Regions from separate parts of the Homo sapiens genome. Here regions 2 and 3 are each linked to region 1. The links are chromatin contacts, found by Hi-C or POLR2A ChIA-PET in ENCODE. All regions are on one chromosome and are shown on one strand. Each heading gives the region's core, a stretch centred on a gene start or an enhancer-like site at or near the end of the contact. The rest is flanking DNA. Distances are from core to core; before and after follow the strand shown. Region 1 has its middle 27 kb from the start of MAP3K10. Region 2 overlaps LTBP4 (latent transforming growth factor beta binding protein 4). Region 3 holds the start of FBL (fibrillarin).

Region 1 (3,602 bases), core at 821-3,320:
TAGCAGTGGAGGAGGCAGTGCTTGCCATCTTGCAGCTTGAAGTCTGGGTGTGCAGAGAGGCGCTGGGCAAACACACCCATGCTGCGTGTTTGGGAAGGGGCAGTAGAGGGCGCTGTGGGCACACGGGGACTGAGAACTACTGGGTGGGGAGGCCTCGGGGAGCAAGCTAAGACCCTAAGGATGAAAAGGAGTGGGAGGGAGAGAACCGTGTCATGAAACCCCTAAAGTAATTGAGTGCCAGCACAGGACGCTGAAGAAGCACAGAGAGTCCGAGGCTGAGACAGCAAGTAGAGACCTCCTGGAGGAACCTTCTAGAAAAAGTTAAGGGTTTTAGACTCTTCCTAAGGGAAAACGGGAAGCTATGGGGGATTTTAAGAGAGGAGTGACTTGACGTTCTGTGCTTGTTGGGTGGATCATGAATTAATTGTAGGAGCCAGACTTGGAAGGCTCCTGCAGCAGTAATTCAAGCCAGAGATGATGGTGGCTTGGGAGAGTGTGACTTCTGTGGGGACTGAGAAGTGACAGGCTTAGAACTTCCAGGATATTCCAAGAGGTCTGCTATGGGAGTAAGGAAGAGGGAGGAGTGAAGGATGACTCTCGGATTTCTTTTTTTTGTTTGTTTTCTTTTCTTTTTTTCTTTTCTTTTTTTTTTTTTTTTTTGAGACCAAGTCTTGCTCTGTCACCCAGGCTGGAGTACAATGGCGTGATCTCAGCTCACGGCAACCTCTGACTCCCGGGTTCAAGCAATTCTCCTGCCTCAGCCTCCCAAGCAGCTGGGACTACAGGTGCTCACCCACCATGCCCGGCGAATTTTTGTATTTTTAGTAGACACGGGGTTTCGCCATGTTGGCCAGACCGGTCTCGAACTCCTGACCTCAGGTGATCTGCCCACCTTGGCCTCCCAAAGTGCTGGGATTGCAGGCATGAGCCATTGCACGCAGCCGACTCTCAGATTTCCAAGTAGACCGTGGAGAGCAAGGGAGAAGAGGACCTGGCCCAGCGCGTTGGCTCACACCTGAAATCTCAGCACTTTGGGAGGCTTTGGTGGGGAGAGGGGATTGTTTGAGGCTGGGAGTTCAAGTTTGAGACCAGCCTGGGCAACATGCGAGACTTCATCCCTACAAAACATAAAAATTAGCCAGGTGTGGTGGCATGTGCCTTTAGTTCCAGCTACTCAGGAGGCCAAGGAGGGAGGATCACTTGAGCGCAGGAGATTGAGGCTGCAGTGAGCTATCATGGCACCACAACTCTACAGCTTGGACAACAGAGCAAGATCTTGTTTCTGGGGGGGAAAAAAAAAAAGGTGAGACCTAGTCTCTACAATAATAATAATAATAATAATTTATAAAGTTAGCCTGGTGTGGTGGTGCGCACCAGTAGTCCCAGCCACTTGTGGGGCTGAGATGGGAGAACTGCTTGAGCCCAGGAGTTCAAGCCTGCAGTGAGCCGTAATTACACCACTGCACTCCAGCCTGGGCAATCAAGCAAGACCTTGTCTCTAAGAAAAAAAAAAAAAAAAAAAGGCCGGGTGCGGTGACTCAGCCTGTAATCCCAGCATGCACTTTGGGAGGCTGAGGCAGGTGGATCACGAGGTCGGGAGTTCAAGACCAGCCTGGCCAACATGGTGAAACCCCGTCTCTACTAAAAATACAAAAATAAGCTGGGCATGGTGGTGTGCACCTATAGTCCCAGCTACTTGGAAGGCTGAGGCAGGAGAATCACTTGAACCCGGGAGGCGGAGGTTGAAGTGAACCAAGATCATGCCACTGCATTCCAGGGTGGCAACAGAGCAAGACTCTGTCAAAGAAAAAAAAAAAAAAAAAAAGAAAAAAAAAGCCCCAAAACAGATCTGTCTAGGAGGCTTGCTAAGGGGAAGTGGAAGCAGTACAGCTCAATAGCATAAACCTCAAAGGGACAGGGTTAAAAAACAACAAAGACTATGGATAGGCCAGGTGCAGTGGCTCACTTCTGTAATCCCAGCACTTTGGGTAGCTGAGGCAGGAGGATGGCTTGAGCACAGGAGTCTAAGAGTAGCCTGGGCAACATGGCAAAAACCCCATCTCTACAAACAACAATAACAACAAAACACTAGAAAAATTAGCCGGGTTTTGTGGTGCACACCTATAGTCCCAGCTACTCAGGAGGCTGAGGTGGGAGGATCGCTTGAGTCCAGAAGGCTGAGGCTGCAATGAACCAAGATTGTACCACTGCACTTCAGCCTGGACAATAGAACAAGACCCTGTCTCAAAAAAAAAAAATAGTATGGAGAAGAAATAGTGACAATATCTGGAAACAGTATTGTCATGCCAAGGTATGGCAGATTGCATTATTGGTCATGATATTTGCTGTCCCTTCAGGAAGGTCCCCAGTGACAGCAGCCTTGGCCATCTGAATGAACCTCGAATGAAACCAGACATTAAAGGATAAATGTTGTAGTGAGACCATATCTCTAAAAAATTTTTTAAAAATTAGCCGGGCTTGGTGGCATGGGCCTGTAATCCCGGCGACTCAGGTGGCTGAAGTGGGAGGATCGTTTGAGGCCTGAACTCTTGAGACCAGCCTGGGCAACATAGCAAGACCATCTCTCTCTCTCCCCCCTCCCCCCTCCCCCTCCCCCCTTCCCTCTCCCCTCTCCCCTCTCTCACACAGACACACACACACACACACACACACACACACACACACACACACACACACGACAAATGTATCCTTCCAGTTGTATAAAATGTTCAGAGAGGCAAATCCATAGAGATATAAAGTAGGTTATTGGTTGCCAGGGGCTGGGGGAAAGGGAAAGCAGGAAGTGGCTGCTGATGGGTACAGAGTTTCTCTTCAGGGTGGTGAAAATGTGCTTGAGTTAGTGGTGATGGTCACCCAACATTGTGAATACATGAAAACCCACTGAGTTGTAGACTTCAAAACGGCAAATTTTGGCCGGGCACGGTGGCTCACGCCTGTAATCCTAGCACTTTTGGGAGGCCAAGGCAGGAGAATAACTTGAGGTCAGGAGCTCAAGATCAGCCTGACCAACATGGAGAAACCCTGTCTCTACCAAAAATCCAAAAATTAGCCGGGCCTGGTGGTGCACGCCTGTAGTCCCAGCTACTCAGGAGGCTGAGGCAGGAGAATCGCCTGAACCCGGGAGGCAGAAGTTGCAGTGAGCTGAGATCACGCCATTGCACTCCAGCTGGGTGACAGAGCCGGACTCCGTCTCAAAAACAACAACAAAAAAACCTACCAAACAAAAAACAAACAAAACGACGAGTTTTATAGTACGTGAATTATATCTCAATTTAACAAGTAAAATATATACAATTTTTATTTGCCAATAAAAATAAAAAATTATAGAACAGTGACATGCTTGTCATACTGAATTTATGGGAGTTTCTTAAATCTGCTACACATGTCGCCTCTGAATCTTTGCACATGCAGTTCATTCTGCTTAGTAACAAATGCTTCAATGCCACCTCTCCTCTTTTTCCTAATGGTAAAATTCAGGCTATACACTAATCTACAAAGAGAGAGCATTTCAGGTGAGAATTGTGTTATCAGCAATTTATTTAAAAAATTTTTTTTAAGACAGAGTATTGCTCTGTCGCCCA
Region 2 (3,602 bases), core at 737-3,236, 450 kb before region 1:
ATTTCCATGAGTCAGAGGTCTAGCAGAGTCAACGGCAGCCCACAGATGTTTTGTTTCATGTGTTCCACAAGATGCGGACTCACACACCATCACCGCCCCCCCCCCCCCGCCGACACAAAAAAATATATACTGTATGGAAGATTAGCCCCACCCTCCTGCCTCGCTGGAGCCTGACCCGGGAGGGGTGAAAGAGCGGGGCGGGAGGGAAGGCCTGGAAAGTAAGAAAAGGCAAGGGGCGGGTCTGTGGGCGGAGCAAAGATAGGAAGGGAGGGCCTAAGTGTTCGAGAGACTGGAGCCATCCGAGCGAATGGAAAGCCCTGTCTAGAGAGACCAAGGAAGGGCAGAGCTTAAACGGGCGGGGGCCAATGCTAGGAGAATTTCACCTTGGGAATTTCTCATTGGGAAAGAATGGGGCCTAGGGCCACCGGGATTGGGCCTCTTTGGAGGGAAGGCTGGAAGTAGGACTGGTGGAGGGCGCGGAAAGGGCACGTCCAAACTTCTGTTAGGAAGAGAAGGGGCCTGAAGAGGGGGTTTTAATCCAGAGGCCGATTGGAAGGGGCGGGGCCTAACAGTTTTGGGGCGGTGTCTTACTGGGGGCATAGCCTAAAATGTGGACCGGGCTTCAGCTGCAGAGGGGGAATGGACTGCGGCTGGAAGGGAGGCTTGGCCGTGATCCTGACACAAGAAAATACATGGACACGGTGGCGGCTTATTTCCACTACAGAGATACGGTGAGAGGGTGTTCTTTCCCTCCGCCTAAGTCTGGGAAGCAGGGCGCCCCTCCTCAGTCCCCAAGGGAGCAGCCTCCAGCACCGCGTTGCAAGCGCTAGCGAAGGCGGGTGGGGGCAGGCTCACCGTCACAGGTGCCCTCGGGGCCCGCGTGGTACCCAGGATCGCAGTCCCGGACACAGCGGTAGGAGCCGGGAGAGTTCTCACAGCGCTGCGACCCGCACAGGGCTGGGCCTCGCTCGCGACATTCGTCCACGTCTGAGGAGAGAGGTCGGGTGGTCGGATGTGGGAAGCAGGGAGGCAAGATGGGGGATACAAAGAGGGGAGAGGAGAGTCAGAAGGGGGAGGCCGGGGAAGCAGAGGAGAGGGCAGGAGAAGATTGGGGTAGAGGAGAGTTGGGGAGGCTAGGAGAGGAGGCGGGGGAAAGAGGTAAGGGGAGGGGAGAAGCGGAGGAGGAAAGACAGAGGTGGGAGGCCAATCGGCGAGTCGGGGAGTCGAAGGGAGGAGGGATCAGGCCGGGGCGGGGCCTCTCACCGAGGCAGGAGGCGAGGTCCGGGCCAGCGCGGTGTCCCGGAGGACAGATGCACTCGAAGGAGCCGTCGGTGTTGGTACAGATGCCGCTCTGGCAAAGGTCCTCCTCGCTGCACTCGTCAACGTCTGCGGGACAGGGCGTCCGAAGGCCCGGCCCACCTCCCGCTCCGCCTAACATTCTAGGCCACACCCCTCCACCGCCCCTCGGCTCTCCTAGGCCTCTCACGCCTTCCCCAACCTGCCTCACGCTACTTCCCTCCCTGCAAACACCGCCCCCCGACGGGTTTAGAACAGCTTCTTTACAATCACGGTCCAAATACCCAGACTCGGCCCTTTCATCTCCACGCCCCGCCCCCCCTCACTGCCTCGAGACTCCCACCAGCTGCCCCCTGATCCTGCTGGAATACCCCGGCTAAAAACTCGTTTTCCCCTTTTCGCCCTCTTCTCCCCGTCCCGCCTTTTCCTGCCCTAAGCCCACCCTTTCCGGGGCCAGGATCAGCCCGGGTACGAACCGAGGCAAGAGGCTCCGCGGGGTCCGGGTCGGTAGCCAGGGGCACAAGTACAGGCAAAGGAGCCGTCAGTGTTGAGGCACTCGCCGTGAGGGAAGCAGAAATCGCCCTCCAGGCACTCGTTCACGTCTAGGGTACGCGGGAGATTGGGCGGAGTCACGGGACCCGGCCTCCCAGACAAGCTCCGCCCACATCGCAGTAACCCCGCCCCCACCAATGCCAGGTTTCTAAGCTCCTCCCACAGCGCCTTGGTCCCGCCTCCACCTTTCCAGCCGGCTTTGCCCTGGAACCCAGGCCCTACTCCCAGACTCTCTGGCGGGTCCCTATGCTGCTCACCTGCGCAGGGCCCGGGCCGACCCGACGGCGCCCGGTAGCCTGGCGCGCAGCTGCAGCGGAAGGAGCCTTCGGTGTTAGTGCAGTGGCCGTGGGGACCACAGGGAGGGGCACCCGAACTGCATTCGTCCACATCTGTGGGGGGTGGGGGTGTTCAGAAAGGGTCCAGTCTCGGGACACACCCGACCAATCCCCTTGGAGTAGGGTGTCTGGGGGAGGTGGTGGGAAGTCTCATGAGTTGGAGGCTGGGGGAGGGCTCTATGGCAGAGGTGGGTAGGGCTGACCAAGGTTCTCGGGTTCCGGGGACCATGGTTGCAAGTCCTGTGGGTCTAGGTTTCTAGGAACTACCTGTGCCAGGATTTTGGAGTCAGGAGAGGGATCAGACAGGGATCAGAAATCAACTAGGGCAAGGGACCAGTCAAGTATTATAAACTAGGATCATTGGATGGGATTCGGCTGAGCCATGGGTCAGAGTTAGTGACTGGAATCTGAATCCAGTTAGGATCAGAAGTTATAGTCAGGGTCCAGAATTCTGCCTCAAGTCAGGGGCCAGGGTCAGGGATTATGAACCCAACCAGGTTCCAGAGAAGGGATTCTGAGAAGAGGCAGGGGCTGTGAAAGAGATAGGACCAAGAGTCACACAGTCAAGGTTATGGTCAGTGCTATGGTTAGTGGTTATGATTAGGGTCAAATGTCACAGTCAAATTCAGGAGTTATAGGTCACATTCAGGGCCAGAGTCATGAGGGTCACAATTGCTATCAGGGTATGGGCAGGGACTATCATCAAGGGTGATGGTTAGGGTCAAATGTTACTGTCAAGTTGGGTCTCAGGAGTCACATTCAGGGTCAAGAGTTGTGGTCCAGGTCAGGGTCAGGAGTCACAGGCTCTGGGGACTGAGGGACTGAGGTCCAGGTCAGGAGGTTACGGCCAGGTCATAGTTGTGATCTGGGTCAAGGGTCGGGGGTCATGATGCAGGCCCAAGGTCACAGCCAGGGCCTGGTCTCACCAGTGCATCTGCCACGGTGCAGGTGGTGGCCAGAAGGACAGGTCCTGCACTGGAAGGAGCCGGGCGAGTTCACACACTCCTGCCCAGGGCATGCGAGGTGGTTCTCACACTCATCCACATCTGGGGGGCAGGGGAGAGGGTGGCCTTGAAGAAGTGGTCCAACTCCCCCCTCACCCATCCACACTCCTCCCTCCCTCCCCGGCCTCACCCTCGCACTCGGAGCCAGCAGTGTTGGGTTGGAAGCCCATGGGGCAGACACACTGGAAGCTGCCTTCTGTGTTCTCACACCGGCCGTAGGTGCAGGGTGGGGGGCTTCGGGCACACTCATCCACATCTGGGGCAGAGGGGACCAATGAGGCTGAGGAAGGGGCCTGAATCCATTCCCATGGCCATCACCACCCACCCCAGCATTCCAGTCTTGAGCCTGCCTTCTGGACTTGCCTCAGGCTGCTCCCTCTTCCCAGGAAGACAGACACCTTCCTCGTGTCCCCAT
Region 3 (3,602 bases), core at 717-3,216, 320 kb after region 1:
GAGATGGTGCCAGGATTCCAAGAAATAGGGCTGGAATCCCCTAAATCTGCACTGCACTCTGAGTACTTTTGTCCTTTAGAAGAAAAATATTAATTAGAAGGCAAATAGTAAAATCCATGTGAAATAGGTAACATTATCCGGAATTGGACCCACTGGAATCATTGCACATCTAGAAATCCAGAATAGACTCAACTATTTCATCTCATAGTTTTTAAAAAGTTTTTTTTGTTTGGTTTTTGTTTTTGTTTTGGGACAGGGGTGTCGCTCTGTGACCCAGGCTGGAGTGTAGTGGTGCAGTCATGGCTCATTTCAGCCTAGACCTACTGGGCTCAAAGGATCCTCCTGCCTCAGCCTCTTGAGTAGCTGGGACTACAGGTGCAAGCAACCATACCCAGCTAATTTTTTATTTTTTGTAAAGATAAGGTCTCACTCTGTAGCCCAGGCTGGCCTTAAGCTCCTGGGCTCAAGCGATCCTCCTGCCTCGGCCTCCCAAAGTGCCTGGATTACAGGTGTGAGCCACTGCCCCGACCGGTTCTGAAAAGTTTAAGCAGATTTTCCATCATAATATCTAAACAATCTTTCAGGAATGTTTCTGTGCAAATTGGTGGCATTCCACAGCTGGAACACTGTACACAGAGAACTCACAACGGTATGAGGCCATCCATTCATTCAACAAACATTTACTGGGCACCCAGAGGGCTGTCCTAGGCCTAGAGTGATAGAGCAGTGAATGGAACAGAGTCAACATCTAGGCTCTGGACTGGTAGGTTCTTCTGGAGTTTTTCGGTAACTTCTCATAACAGCAGTTGTCTTGCTTTGCAGAATGAATATAGGGATGGATACTGATATTACACAATTACAAAGCCCAAAATTCTTAATACTTAAGCAGAATCTGTTGACCCCTGACGCCGCTCTCTGCCCCCACTCTGATCTGTCCATCCTTTTCTTCTGATTCACGGCAGCAGCCAGTCCTTGGTTTTCCTGCTTTCACCCTCACTCCTGCAGTCTGCTTCCCACATGCAGCCAGAGGGACCTGTGTCAGATCACATTCCTTCTCTGCTTGGAACCCTTCCATGGTTCCATCTTACTGCCTAAGTCCTCACTATGTCCCACAAAGCTCCGCACAATCTGCCCTTGTTAGCTACCCGCCCTTATCTCCTCTTACTCTCCACCTTGCTCACTTTGCCCCACCCACCCTCCTCATTGTCTCTCCAACTTCCCATATCTTTCCTTCCTCAGGGCCTCTGCATCTGCAGATCTTTTCCCTGCCTGGAACTCTCTTCCCCTAGATAGGTGCATGCCTCACTCCTCACTTCCTTCAGCCCTTTAGCTCAAAAGTCTCCTGATGCATTCCTTGACCACCGTGCCAAAAAAACAAAAATCATTTGCCCTCCAAAATCTCTATCCCCTTTCCCTGCTGTTATTTTCTCCAAAGCACTTATCGCTTTCAAACATTCAACATGTTTGGTGTCTATTTCCTCCATTAAAAAGATGAACTCCAGGAGAGTGGAGATTTTTATGTCTCGTACACCGCTGTATTCCCAGCTCCTAGAACAGCACCTGGTACACACGAGGTGCACTGTAAATGTTTTTCGGATGTTTGAATGGAAGCCCAGAGTCGGTCACTGTTCTTGGGGCTGGAAATGTATTGGGGAAGCCTTTTTGGGTGTACAGGGGCCAGAGGGATTTAGCTAGGAATACAAAAGAGGGCACAGCCCGTGCGAAGGCTATGAGCCCTGATTATTGGGGTGCTCGCATTGGGGAAGAGGAAACCGGAAGCGAGTTTAGGGCGACCGCTGCACAGGCAAAGGCTGGGAAGGCAGAGAGCGAGGGCAGCGGGTTGCGTGTCGACAGGCTCGAGAATCCAGGCTCACTGCGCGTGCGCCGAGCTCCGGGCGGGGAAGGGGCCCGGGGGCGGGACTACGGGGTGGCGTCACGCAGCGCACGTCGCCGCGCGCCTGCGCTCTTTTCCACGTGCGAAAGCCCCGGACTCGTGGAGTTGTGAACGCCGCGGACTCCGGAGCCGCACAAACCAGGGCTCGCCATGAAGCCAGGTCAGGCTGGGGTGAGGGTCCGGGGTCAGGGACGGAGGCCGGGCGGGAATCCGGGTGCCAGGCCAGAATCGGAGGGGTGGGGCCTTGGCCTGGGGGCAGGGGTTCTGAGCACGGGTTCCAGTCTCCTGTGGGAAGGGGGATTCTGATTCCAGCAGGTCTAGGGGTTTGTGACTGGCTTCAGAGGTCACGGTCGTGAGTCGAAGAAGGCCGTGGGCCTGGCATTGGGGGTGTTGACGTGGGGTTCGTCTCATTGAGGCCGTCTAATAGGGATTTTGGATATTGGGCAGGAGGCGGCACTCAAGGGTCTTGGGCTAGAGTTTGGATTCAGGCATCTGGAGTCTTGGATCGCTGGGCGTGTTTTGGGAATCAGGCTTGGGTCGGAGATGGAGAGTTCCTGACCTTGGGTCCTGGAGCTGTGTGTGGGAAGCCCCCATTTGCCTTCCCTGTCGCTGCCACCACCACCATCCCCTTATCCCGCATCCCAGCTTTTCCGAGTGGGCCGGAGTGGATGAGGACTCCCCGGTTGGCCGTGTGCGGCGCTCTTCGGCTCACTTTCCCGCCTTCTGCACTTACAGTGGGGCGGATCCCCGGGGATGGAGTGGAGATTTGGGGATTAAGATTTCCACCTCCGGGACGAGACTTAACAAGCTCGGCATTAGTCTGGGGTGGTGGGGCGGGTGGTTGTCACAGGAGGTAAGTAGTTTTATTCTTAAGATTTTCCACTAGATTCTGCTGAAACCACTCCCTTCATGGTGGAATGATGAGGGGGTCCTGGCTTTGACAGCAGAAGGGCCTCAGTTCAGTGTGTCAGCTCTTGCTCAGCTTCTTAGCCTGCTGTGTGAACTTGGGCAAGTGGCTTTACCTCTCTGAGCCTCTGTTTTCTCATCAATAAAATGGCGCCAGTTAGGATTAAGCGACGTTAAAAAAAATAGCACAGTGCTTGACATATAATAGTATTAGCTCTAATTGTTACCTTTATCTTTCTCAAAGAGAACAACATTAGAATCCTTCTCGGTGGTGCCTGAGCACTTCCTCCATCTGGCCTGCCCAACCCGCACTCATCTGTGTGAGAACTTGCTTCATTGAGTTTGGAGAATTTCCACCATGGCCCAAAGGGTCTGTTTTCCTAGTACAGGCTTTCTTTTTCTTTTGTGTGTGTGTTTGTGTGGAGAGATGGGGGTCACCTGGCAGGAGATTTGTGGATCTGTGCCCTTCTCCCAAGTTCCCTTTCTCTTCCGTGTTTGGGGATCTCTTGATGAAGTGGGGTGGGGGATTGTAGGCCAGGTATGCTGAGATCCTGGCTTGCCTGCAGGCATTCTGGTCTGTGATTCCCTCATAAATGGAGGATACCCGTTCTTCCAACCTTCCTCCATGTGTGGTAGAATGTGAAGTTGTAAAAGTTGTCAGGTGTTAGCTCTTTAGTAAGGATTTTAGCCTGAGTGAGAAAAGAACCCTTTGGGAGATTTTTGAGCAGGGGCGTGGTGCAGTCTGACATTTTTAAAAGGGATTCTTTTTGCTTCGATGTGTGAAAGACCTCAGGGTGGCAAA

Evidence for each region. A loop is a pair of places that touch in the nucleus more often than their neighbours do. ChIA-PET counts read pairs that join two places held with the same protein, here RNA polymerase II (POLR2A). Pooled maps may share reads with other maps.
Region 2: a pooled map shows a loop between it and region 1 (3-fold over the local background). The contact joins two enhancer-like sites. A Hi-C loop is called at or near these places in 2 of 50 pooled maps. POLR2A ChIA-PET finds 5 or more read pairs at or near these places in 2 of 52 experiments (B cell and K562).
Region 3: a pooled map shows a loop between it and region 1 (12-fold over the local background). The contact joins the promoter of FBL here to the enhancer-like site in region 1. A Hi-C loop is called at or near these places in 1 of 37 single-sample maps with no recorded cell type and 3 of 50 pooled maps. POLR2A ChIA-PET finds 5 or more read pairs at or near these places in 4 of 52 experiments (BJ, GM12878, PC-9 and 1 more).

The regions. Positions count from the first base shown.
Region 1 is chr19:40,162,244-40,165,845 of GRCh38, reverse strand. No RefSeq gene overlaps it. Among named protein-coding and RNA genes, the nearest start is that of MAP3K10, 27 kb to the left of the region's middle. Within about 2 kb of position 2,070, at least 4 of the 41 ENCODE cell types and tissues checked have a DNase peak (open chromatin) inside an H3K27ac peak, as active enhancers do; they include B cell and GM12878, where a contact is called at or near this core.
Region 2 is chr19:40,611,700-40,615,301 of GRCh38, reverse strand. It overlaps LTBP4 (latent transforming growth factor beta binding protein 4), which reads right to left. Exons shown (of 30, transcript NM_001042545.2): 14 at 3,318-3,443; 15 at 3,110-3,229; 16 at 2,106-2,237; 17 at 1,773-1,898; 18 at 1,264-1,386; 19 at 856-987. Among named protein-coding and RNA genes, the nearest start is that of LTBP4, 12 kb to the right of the region's middle. RefSeq lists enhancers at 349-628, 850-1,397. Within about 2 kb of position 1,986, at least 36 of the 41 ENCODE cell types and tissues checked have a DNase peak (open chromatin) inside an H3K27ac peak, as active enhancers do; they include B cell, where a contact is called at or near this core.
Region 3 is chr19:39,844,743-39,848,344 of GRCh38, reverse strand. It overlaps FBL (fibrillarin), which reads left to right and starts at 1,966. Exons shown (of 9, transcript NM_001436.4): 1 at 1,966-2,054. The coding sequence starts at 2,045. RefSeq lists an enhancer at 2,421-3,161.